Linked DNA regions of Homo sapiens: region 2 is linked to region 1. The links are chromatin contacts, found by Hi-C or POLR2A ChIA-PET in ENCODE. All regions are on one chromosome and are shown on one strand. The core of a region is the stretch at or near the end of the contact, and the rest is flanking DNA. Distances in the headings are between cores, read along the strand shown. Region 1 holds the start of EIF3L (eukaryotic translation initiation factor 3 subunit L). Region 2 overlaps TRIOBP (TRIO and F-actin binding protein).

Region 1 (5,213 bases), core at 76-2,575:
AGCAAATCAGTGGCGGAGTAGGGACTGGAACTCGGATTTCCACTAGGTGTTGTGTATGGGCAGATGGCTAAACTAAGGCCTCTCCTTGACTCATACACCGGTTTTTATTGGTTTGCTTTATAACCCCATCTCTACCTTGAGGGTTTCCCCTGGCCTCGAACCCGGTGTACTCAAGAGCTGCCCATGTCCCAGGCTTCGCGACACAGCTGGCCTCATCTTTGCCTGCTCCAACTTTAATGTCCAAAGTTGGGTGGCTCCTGTTCTCCATTCCCTCTTACTGCATGGGACCAAATCTCAATTTTTTTTTTTCTTTTTTTTTTTAGACGGAGTCTTGCTCTGTCGCCCAGGCTGGAGTGCAGTGGCGCGATCTCGGCTCACTACAGCCTCTGCCTCTCAGGTTCCACCGATTCTCCTGCTTCAGCCTCCTGAGTAGCTGGGATTACAGGCGGACGCTACCACTCCCGGCTAATTTTTGTATTTTTAATAGAGACGGGGTTTCGCCATTTCGGCCAGGCTGGTCTCGAACTCCTGATCTCAGATCATCCACCCGCCTCGGCCTCCCAAAGTGTAGGGATTACAGGCGTGAGCCATCGCGCCCGGCCAAATCTCAATTTTTATCCCCAGTAAGTTTAGTCTTGTGAAGTCCGAACGTTTGAATAATTTACTCGCTGCAGGCAAACCGCCTACAACTAAATCCATCAGGCCCCCGTATCCGAATCTTCCTTCACGCGAGAAGCCGGCCATCTTTTGTGTAGCATTCTTTCTGGTTCCTCTAACTTTGCCTCTCCTTTACGCCAAATACGTGTCCTTATATCTGAATCTACACCACTATTATAGATTCACCTTCTTTGAGAAGTCCCTATTTGAAGAGAGGAAAATTCAGGCTACTTGTAACCCTCTTATTCTTTTTAGACGGAGTTTTCCCTCTTGTTGCCCAGGCTAGAGTGCAATGGCGCGATCTCGGCTCACCGCAACCTCCGCCTCCCGGGTTCAAGCGACTCTCCTGCCTCAGCCTCCCGAGTAGCTGGAATTACAGGCATGCGCCACCACTCCCGGCTAATTTTGTATTTTTAGTAGAGACGGGGTTTCTCCATATTGGTCAGGCTGGTCTCAAACCCCCGGCCTCAGCCTCAGGTGATCCGCCCGCCTCGGCCTCCCAAACTGGTGGGGTTACAGGTGTGAGCCACGGAACGCGGCTCCTCTTCCTTCTGGATATGGCTGTCTCAGATGGCCAGAGGCCTCGGAAAGGCTTCCGGTTTCCCGGCAGGCCCGAGTGGGGCTGAACTTCCGGCCTCAGGACGCAGGCGCGGGCCGCTCATTTCGCTCTTTCCGGCGGTGCTCGCAAGCGAGGCAGCCATGTCTTATCCCGCTGATGATTATGAGTCTGAGGTAAGGTGGCCGTAAGGGCGCGGTGGGCTCCACGACGGGGTGATCTCTGGGACCACTGGATGTGGGTCCCGGCGCGAGGCAGCTTCCGGGTCGCGGCCAGCTCCGGCCGACCTCCCGCCCGGCCCTCAGGCTGCTCCCACAGTTCCCGGTCCCTAGACAACCCTGGCTCTGCCCGCCCACTTCGCGTGTTCGATTGGCTTGTCCTTCCCCTTTCTAAGACCGGAGACTAAGGCCTGTTAGACGTTTCTGTGTTTCTGCACCTGAGTTTTTTTGGTCTAGGCTCCGTCTGGTCAAATCTCGCTGATTCCCACAGCCTCTTGTCCTTTGCTCCACCTCATTGCACCCGTAATGTTGTATTGTCATTGTCTGTTTACTGTCCCTTTTCTCTAAGGCGTGTGAGTTCCTCAAAGGCAGGCACAGTGTCTTATTCGCCTCTGTATCCTTAGCTCTCTGCTTGGCATCTAGACTCTAGGATGAGCGTTTTGAATTCACGACTTGGCGGCTGTCCTTGACTGTGTCTCTTTCCTTCTAGGCGGCTTATGACCCCTACGCTTATCCCAGCGACTATGATATGCACACAGGTGAGACCACGGGTTAGGCTGGCTGAGTACTCGTAGGGATCAGTTCCTTTGGAATGTCTTAGAACCAGCTCTGACAGGCATCAAAAATTGCTCTTTGATGGTCCAGGTTTGGAGTCAGTCATTAGCTGCCAGTGCGAGGGGTTTTATAAAGCCTAATAAACCAGGCTTTTTATCATAGTCCACCTCAGTCTTGGAAGAGAAGGATTACTTACCTGGCTATGGTTTTCTTGTGTAAACTATTAGCCAAATAAGAAAAGCTTTTTTGTTTTTGTTTTTGTTTTTGTTTTTGAGATGGAGTTTCCCTCTGTCCCCCAGGCTGGAGTGCAGTGGTGCGATCTCGGCTCACTGCAACCTCCGCGTCCCTCGTTCAAGCAGTAGTTCTCTTGTCTCAGCCTCCTGAGTAGCTGGGATTACAGGCGCCCACCACCATTCCCAGCTAATTTTTAAATTTTTTTAATAGAGACGAGGTTTCGCCGTGTTGTCCAGGCTGGTCTTGAACTCCTGACCTCAGGTGATCCACCCGCCCCAACCTCCCAAAGTGCTGGGATTACAGGCGTGAGCCACCGCGCCTGCCCCAAGGAAGAAAATCTTGATGTGAAAAATTTAAGTAATTCAAACCAAGCCCGAATGAAATCTTTTTAGGAGGTGTCTGAGGTTTCCTGAAACGTTATAGTGACTTGACTTAGTAGTCAGTGTTATCCATTGTTCTAAGTACTTTGTATGAAATATTTTGTTTAATCCTTACAGCAGTTCTGTATGTTAATGTCTCCTAAAGAATAGAAAATATAGCAGAGAGGTTTATTAGTAGTAACTTGGCACAGTCATATATTTAAAAGGTGACAGTTATTCATTCAAGAAATATTAAGTACCTGTTACCACTTACTTTCCAACAGTCTTGCCTCTCTCCCCTCCAACGCACACTTTTCTAGGCCCTGAGGGTATGTCTGAGTACAAGACAGACGAGATTCCTGACTTCCTAGACTTGGGAGAAGGGTGCAAAACAGATAATAAGTGAAAAATAACTTTAAGTCATGGTAATATTTTTGAAGAAACAGGGACAACGAGATTGGGAGTGACTTGAGATGTTTGTATCTCTGAGTATTCAAAAGGGAATTTTACGCAGACCTGAGTTTAGTTTCTGGGGTGGTCTTGCCATTTCGTTCTATCATATATGTGGGTTTGAGCATACTCTGTATTTGTTGTATCCAACCTCCAGGAGATCCAAAGCAGGACCTTGCTTATGAACGTCAGTATGAACAGCAAACCTATCAGGTGATCCCTGAGGTGATCAAAAACTTCATCCAGTATTTCCACAAAACTGTCTCAGATTTGATTGACCAGAAAGTGTATGAGCTACAGGCCAGTCGTGTCTCCAGTGATGTCATTGACCAGAAGGTGTATGAGATCCAGGACATCTATGAGAACAGGTATGGGCTACTGGCTGAAAGGGCCTCTTTCTGGGTGGGACTGGCCTGGTAATATAGTTCCTACAAATGAGGTGAGCACTCTGTAAACAGTACTTTCGGGGGGGTTGGGGGGTGGGGGTCTTTGTGAGTCCTTGAGGCTAGGGACATTTTATTTTGTTAGACTTTATTTTATTTATGCATTTGTTTATTTTTTGAAACGGAGTGTCACTCTGTCGCCCAGGCTGGAGTGCAGTGGCAAGATCTCGGCTCACTGCAACCTCCGCCTCCTGGGTTCAAGTGATTCTCCAGCCTCAGCTTCCCGAGTAGCTGGGACTACAGGCATGTGCCACCATGCCTAGTTAATTTTTTTGTATTTTTAGTAGAGACAGAATTTCACCATGTTGGCCAGGCGTGTGTTGAACCCCTGACCTCAAGTGATCCACCCGCCTCAGCCTCCCAAAGCACTGGGATTACAGGTGGGAGCCACCATGCCTGGCCTAATTTTTGTATTTTTAGTAGAGACGGGGTTTCATCATGTTGGCCAGGCTGGTCTTGAACTTCTGACCTCAAGTGATGTACCCCCGTTGGCCTCCCAGAGTGCTAGGATTACAAGCGTGAGCCACCATGCCCGGCCTGTTGGACTTTATATCCTCAGAAATTTATACAAAGCCTAAAATAATATCACTATTAACAATTATAATAATAATGATTAGCATTTGTTTTTATTACCAGGATAGATCCATCAATGTTCAGTGTGTTGTTTGTGTTTTTACTCATTTACCCTTCACAGTAAGCCCATGAAGTAGCAGTTTTTCTCATTTTACAGATGAGGAAACAGCACAGAAATAAGTCATGTAGCTAGTTTAATGGATGTGCTGAGATTTGAACCTGCAGTGTCTGGCACCAAAGCCTAATTTCTAAACTGTGCTATGCAGCCCTTCAGTACATATCAGAGCAAGCTGAACTCCGCAGGTTTTGAGGGGCTGCCGTTGTGTAATGAGCGTTAGAGATAAGATAGGTCAGTCAAAGCTGGGATAGTCAGGAGTGACTTCACCAAGGAAATAGAATTTAAGCAAGTCAGAAGGATGAGGGAGAGAAAACAAATAGCCAAAGGCCTATTGATCAATGAATAGGATCTCTGACATGTGTTTTCTTTTTTTGTTGTTTTGAAAGAGCTGATTGTAGTTGAAAAGCAGAGGAAACCTCAGACATTGCATGGTTTTAGGCCTCACCCCTGCCACTCTCGTGAGCCTAAGTTCTACTTGGTGTGGACTCCAAGGTCCTTCCCGCCCCTGCAAGCCACCCATTAGGTTGAGCTGAGAGATCAGCCAATGGGAACAGAGTCACTTATGACCAAGAAGAATTGATCTGGGGGTTAGTTAGTGAGGAGAGAGAAAGGGAGAAAACCTTGTTCGGAGGTTGAACACCTCCAGCCGAAGAAGGTGCAGCATCGAGGTCTTTCACCACTAGCAAATGGATCCAAGTCATGCGGCACCAAAAGAGGTTAGCAGCTGAAGGGTGTTGAAGTGACACAACACCAAAACATGCTACCAATGATGAATCCGTATCTGTACAGGTCTCCAGCAGCCTCAGTTCTTGCCTCCTCAAAAGAAAGAATTCGACTGAGGGGTAAAATGCTACCGATGATGAGTCCGTATCTGTACAGGTCTACAGCAGCCTCAGTTCTTGCCTCCTCACAAGAAAGAATTACACTGAGGGCTAAAATGCTACTGATGATGAGTCTGTATCTGTACGGGTCGACAGCATCCTCAGTTCTTGACTCCTAACAAGAAAGAATTCGACTGAGGGGCACAAGGCAGAAGAAGAGAGGGAGGCA
Region 2 (4,910 bases), core at 2,159-4,658, 97 kb before region 1:
GGGAGGCTGAGGCAGGAGAAACGCTTCAACCCGGGAGGTGGAGGTTGCAGTAAGCCGAGATGGCGCCATTGCACTCCAGCCTGGGCAGCAGAGACTCTGTCTCAAAAATAAAGCAAGCCACCTGGAGCCGTCCCTGGAACTGTTAAGCAAGCCTGGGATACCAAGCCTTTTTGAGTGAGTCCCGCCAGCCCGAGGGTGTGTAGAGGGGTTGTGTGCCTGGCCAGGTAGGAGGCGGGGCTGTGAGAACCTGCCAGTACTCCCGAAAGGCGGAAGGAGAAACTGAGCTTCTAGCAGGTGAAGAAGAGGTAGCTGGGCCTGAAGAGCCCTGTATGAAGGGGCATCGTGGGAGATTTAGATGATCGGACCTTTTGACCCTGGGGACAGGTTTCCCTGCCAGTTTAAAAACTCACATTGGTTGGCCGGGCACATTGGCTCACACCTATAATCCCAGCATTTTTGGAGGCCGAGGTGAGCGGATCACTTGAGCTCAGGAGTTTGAAACCAACCTGGGAAACATAGGGAGACCCCATCTCTACAAAAAAAAAAAAAAAAAAAAAATTAGCTGAGCATGGTGGAGTGCTTATGTCGTCCCGGCTACTTGGAAGCTGAGGTGGAAGGATCGCTTGAGCCCAGGAGGTTGAGTCAGCAGTAAGCTGTGATCACACCACCACACTCCAGTCTGGGCAGCAGAGCAGGGCCCTGTCTCAACAAAACAAAACTCAAATTGGTGACCTTCTATCCCCAAGGTCACTGTGTCATGGCGTGCCTGACATGGTATGTGATGTGTCTGTACTGGGCTCTGGAGGATCACTAGGTTTCTCCTTGTACAGACACGTTCAGTCCTGTCGGAAGCTGCGGGAGGGGAGGACCGCCCCGTCATTTGCCACATCAGGCAGCCAGGACTCAGAGAGGGGATGTGACTTAGGAAGGTCACAGTGACTCCACTTCCCAGGCAGCCCTAGAGGTTCCAGCCTGACAGCTTGTCATTCCTGCCCCAATCTCCCAGCCCTGGCCCAGGGACTTTCGCCTGGGACTGCCCAGTGGTGCCAGCTCTGTGGGCCCAGGAAGCCTGGCTCCTCCGGGCTAGGTGGGGGTAGGGGAGATGGCCCAAAAAGCACAGAAATTTAGACCAGGGGGTAGATATTTCCTCAGCAAGTTTTTCCTGAGCCTTGCTGTGGTCAAGCCCCCTGCAAGGCCCTGGGGCCACAGGAGGTCCCAGACTGAGGGGAAGTGGAGCCAGGTGTGGTCACCAATCTTCATTCTTAGCTTGGGATCGCCCTGGGCAGCCTCCGTCTCAGGTGGAAGACGGGGTGGGCAGAATACAGAGCAGCGGGACAAACGCAGCCCCAGGGGTTCTCGGCCGTGAGCAGAGCCTGTGTCTCTCCCTTAGACAGGTATACAGGGAGGGGCTGGGATGCCAACCTACTGGGTCCCCCGACTGTGGCTGTGGAAGGTTCTGGATCTTCAGCTGTCCCAAGCCCCGGTTGGTCCACTTCCTATACCTGAGAAGGGGCTCCGTGGGTGGAGAGTGGGTCGGGAGAGGTGGCCAGGCAGGGTGGCTGTGGTTTCCAGCTGCCACTGTCACCGCCCACTCCACTGAGCCATGCCACCCGTTCTCTGCAGGCAACCAGACACCTTGGCCTGGTGAGGCCTCGATGTAGGGGCTGATAGGTAGGCTCAGAGCCATGGCAACCGGTGGCCACCTCCTCCCTGCCGGCGCCAGGAGCGGAGACTGCAGAGGGACCGGGACTTAGATGAGAGAGGTCTCCCCAGCAGGAAGGGAGGGTCTGGTGGTTGGCACCCACTAGATGAGCATGGTCAGAAAAATATCAGGATGAGCAACTTCTTTATCTAGGCCTGGGTGGGGGTGCCTGGCACAGGTCTCCATGGGACATGCTGCAGCTGGTAGCCCCCAGACCCCGGGGCTGTGCCCCCCTGGGCGGCACCCAGAAGGTAGGGCTTGCCAGGACTGACCCTTCCCAAAGAGATCTAGGCGGGGACCAGAGGGTTTCTGACCCCAGCCTGTGACTGGCTCCACCTCCCATAGTCTCCTGGAGCCGAGGAAAGGACAGGACTGGCGGGCCCATGGGAGGGTCCGTGGGGCACTTGGTCCTCGTCAGAGGGAGGAACTGGACAGTTCGCGCAGTGCTGCTGGTCTGGACTGCCCTCTGAGCTCTCAGGGGGTCTCTATGCAGGCAGAGTCCTCCCAGCCCCTCTCTCCCATTCTTGGGCGAGGGGTCGGCTGGAGAGAGGCCCCTGGGACATCTGGGTGTGTGTGCCAGCCACCCAGCCCAACTTCTTGGCTCTCTGAGTGCCACTATCAGGAAAGGGGCCAGGGCTGCCTCAGTGGCTGGGAGGCCTGCTTGGACTTGGGGGTTACCTAGGGCCTTAGCCCTCTTGGCTGGCTTCCCAGGAGCTCGGTCCCACAGGACTTGGGGACAGGGTGGGTGCAGCACGCTCCCCTCACCAGCCCCCATTGGCTTCCTGCTGGACCCAACTCACCTCCCTCCTCATCTCCCCACAGCCCGATCTGCTCAACTTCAAGAAGGGATGGATGTCGATCTTGGACGAGCCTGGAGAGGTAAGAGGACTGAGGCCGGAGGGGAGGAAGCTGGCTTGTGCTGCTGCTGGGCCCCTGGGCAGCCCAGGAGTGGGGGTGGGGCTGGGGCTGGTGTGAGAACCCTGGGGGTGGGGCTGGGAGGGGTGGAGGCTGCCCATTAGGCTTCTGCCTCCTGGAGCAGTCTGCAGTGTGTAAAAGGGATCACAGCAAGGGGCCGTCTAGCCCCTCACACCCAGTGCCCCATCCCTTGATCTCATCAAGAGTCTCTTGGCCCTGCCACCTCAGTAGGAGCCTGGGTGGGAGTCAAGGGTCTTGGGTGGAAGGGCTCGTAGAAGCTGTCTGGCCCGAGACACAGATTCCTAAAGCCTGGTCTGAGGGGGGTGGGGCTCAGGGCGCAGGTGCTGGGGTTTCACCCACCTGGATCCCCACTGGTTGAGTCAAAGCCTCCTCTAGTCCTCAGTGGCCACGTCTGTGACATGGGCATAATGGATAATGGTGATTCTTTCTAGAGTGGATAACAAGGTCAGAGAGATCAAGCACGTACAGGTGCCACAAAGCTCCTGGCACTTACTGTGGGCTCAGCTAAAGACCCTTCCCTTCCTCTGGCATATGTGTCCTTGGAACCAGCAGGGACAGTGGCTGTTTCCTCAGCTCTGTTCTTTCGGCTGCCAGGCTGGCTCCCTGCCCACACTGCCTGGGCAGGAGCGTCTCCCCACCCCTGCCCTGCATGCGCCTGCTGCTCTGGTCTGCGTGCAGCCTGCATGCCGGAGAGGGCTTTGAGCCAGAGGGGATTTCATTGTGTTTCCGGCCCACATGTTTTATTCCCTCCAGCCCACAGCCTTCCCTACCCGCTGCCTGCCCGCTGTCCCTGGTGGCTGCTCTCTAGGCTCACACAAAGCCCGGCACCCCGCCAGTGACCCCTTCCTGGCCTCCCCACCCAGGGTCCCCGGAGGGCAGAGGGATTACAGGCCCCACCCAGAGCTGGCCATTAGTCATCCTCTATCACAGGGTTCTGGAATGTCCGAACTGGAAGGGCCCTGGGAATTCAGCCAGCCCAACCCCTTGGTGCACAGACAGGAGACGGGCCCATGAGGGTGTTGGTCTCTTCCAGGCCTAGGAGCACCTGGGGCAGACCCAGGCTCAGAACTCAGCGCACCTGAGGCCCATGGAGCTCCACCCAGCTTCCATCTCAGACAGTCATAGGCTAGGCCTGGAAGAGCTAAAGAAACCTCTTGGCATAGAACCCCTGTCCTACTTTACAGAGAGGCAATTGAGGTCTGCAGCAGCAACTCCGTTTACTTAGTGAGAGGAAAATGCTTCTAAGAGGCCTGGCCTCCCAGAACAAACCCAGCAACCTGGTTGGTGTCCATCCCTATGCCAAGGGCCATGACAGCCATCCACACAAGAGAGGATGGGCGCCGCTCGCCTCACCAGAAGGTCTAGGCACTTCTTTTTTTGTTTTTTATTTTTGTTTTTTTTTTTCTGAGGCAGAGTTTCACTCTTGTTGCCCAGGCTGGAGTGCAGTGGCGCAACCTCGGCTCACTGTGTCTTCCGCCTCCCGGGTTCAAGCGATTCTCCTGCCTCAGCCTCCCGAGTAGCCGGGATTACAGGCATGCGCCACCATGCCCATCTAATTTTTTTTTGTATTTTTAGTAGAGACAGGGTTTCTCCATGTTGGTCAGGCTGGTCTCGAACTCCTGACCTCAGATGATCCACCCTTCTCAGCCTCCCAAAGTGCTGGGATTATAGGCGCGAGCTACCGCGCCCAGCTATAGGGACTTCTTAGTAGCCCTACTTTATGGTTCAGAAGACTGAAGCTCAGAAAAGTGGAGACACTTGCCTAAAGGCACACAGAGAGAAAGGGAACTCTTGGATACAAAACTCCTTTTCTCAGGGAGGCAATGTGGAAAGAAGCAGAAGGTATCGTCGTTGCATGCCCCTTGAGAACTTACCATCTTCTTGAGGAGAGAAAACTAAGTACTTGAAACAACCAACAGCACAGACAGGGCTTGGTGATGTGAGGGAACCCTGGGAGGGCTGGGGACCGGGTGATATGCACTGACCCTGGCAGTGGGCGGGCCGCGACTGGCATTCCAGTGGAGTGACCAGAAGCCCAGAGGTGGGCTGGGCTTGGCATACTATCAGGCTGTTCTGGCGCCCCCACCCCTTTCCTACATGTCCTGCCAATCTAACCCCAGCTGGAGCAGAGACAGGCACTGCAGGAAGGCACCCAATCACAAATCCTAAACTTACAGCTTAGGGCGCTCTCACCTGCTGCGGATGTGGGTAGCCAGCCTACAGTTCAAGAAGCAGACCGTGCATCTGGGCGCGGTGGCTCACGCCTGTAATC

Evidence for each region. Hi-C counts contacts between places; a loop is a spot of excess contacts on that map. ChIA-PET counts read pairs that join two places held with the same protein, here RNA polymerase II (POLR2A). Pooled maps may share reads with other maps.
Region 2: a loop to region 1 is called in a map of PC-9, with 8 times the contacts of the local background. The contact joins the enhancer-like site here to the promoter of EIF3L in region 1. A Hi-C loop is called at or near these places in 7 of 168 maps with a recorded cell type or tissue (B cell, CD14-positive monocyte, CD4-positive, alpha-beta T cell and 3 more), 9 of 37 single-sample maps with no recorded cell type and 15 of 50 pooled maps. POLR2A ChIA-PET finds 5 or more read pairs at or near these places in 5 of 52 experiments (CD4-positive, alpha-beta T cell, CD8-positive, alpha-beta T cell, GM10248 and 2 more).

The regions. Positions count from the first base shown.
Region 1 is chr22:37,848,094-37,853,306 of GRCh38, forward strand. It overlaps EIF3L (eukaryotic translation initiation factor 3 subunit L), which reads left to right and starts at 1,326. Exons shown (of 13, transcript NM_016091.4): 1 at 1,326-1,389; 2 at 1,922-1,970; 3 at 3,187-3,397. The coding sequence starts at 1,357. It also overlaps a transcript of ANKRD54 not described here. RefSeq lists enhancers at 445-967, 968-1,490, 1,491-2,012 and a silencer at 4,209-4,503.
Region 2 is chr22:37,749,248-37,754,157 of GRCh38, forward strand. TRIOBP (TRIO and F-actin binding protein) reads left to right here. Exons shown (of 24, transcript NM_001039141.3): 12 at 2,525-2,581. Among named protein-coding and RNA genes, the nearest start is that of H1-0, 54 kb to the right of the region's middle. RefSeq lists enhancers at 2,293-3,492, 3,307-3,927. Within about 2 kb of position 3,409, at least 33 of the 41 ENCODE cell types and tissues checked have a DNase peak (open chromatin) inside an H3K27ac peak, as active enhancers do; they include PC-9, where a contact is called at or near this core.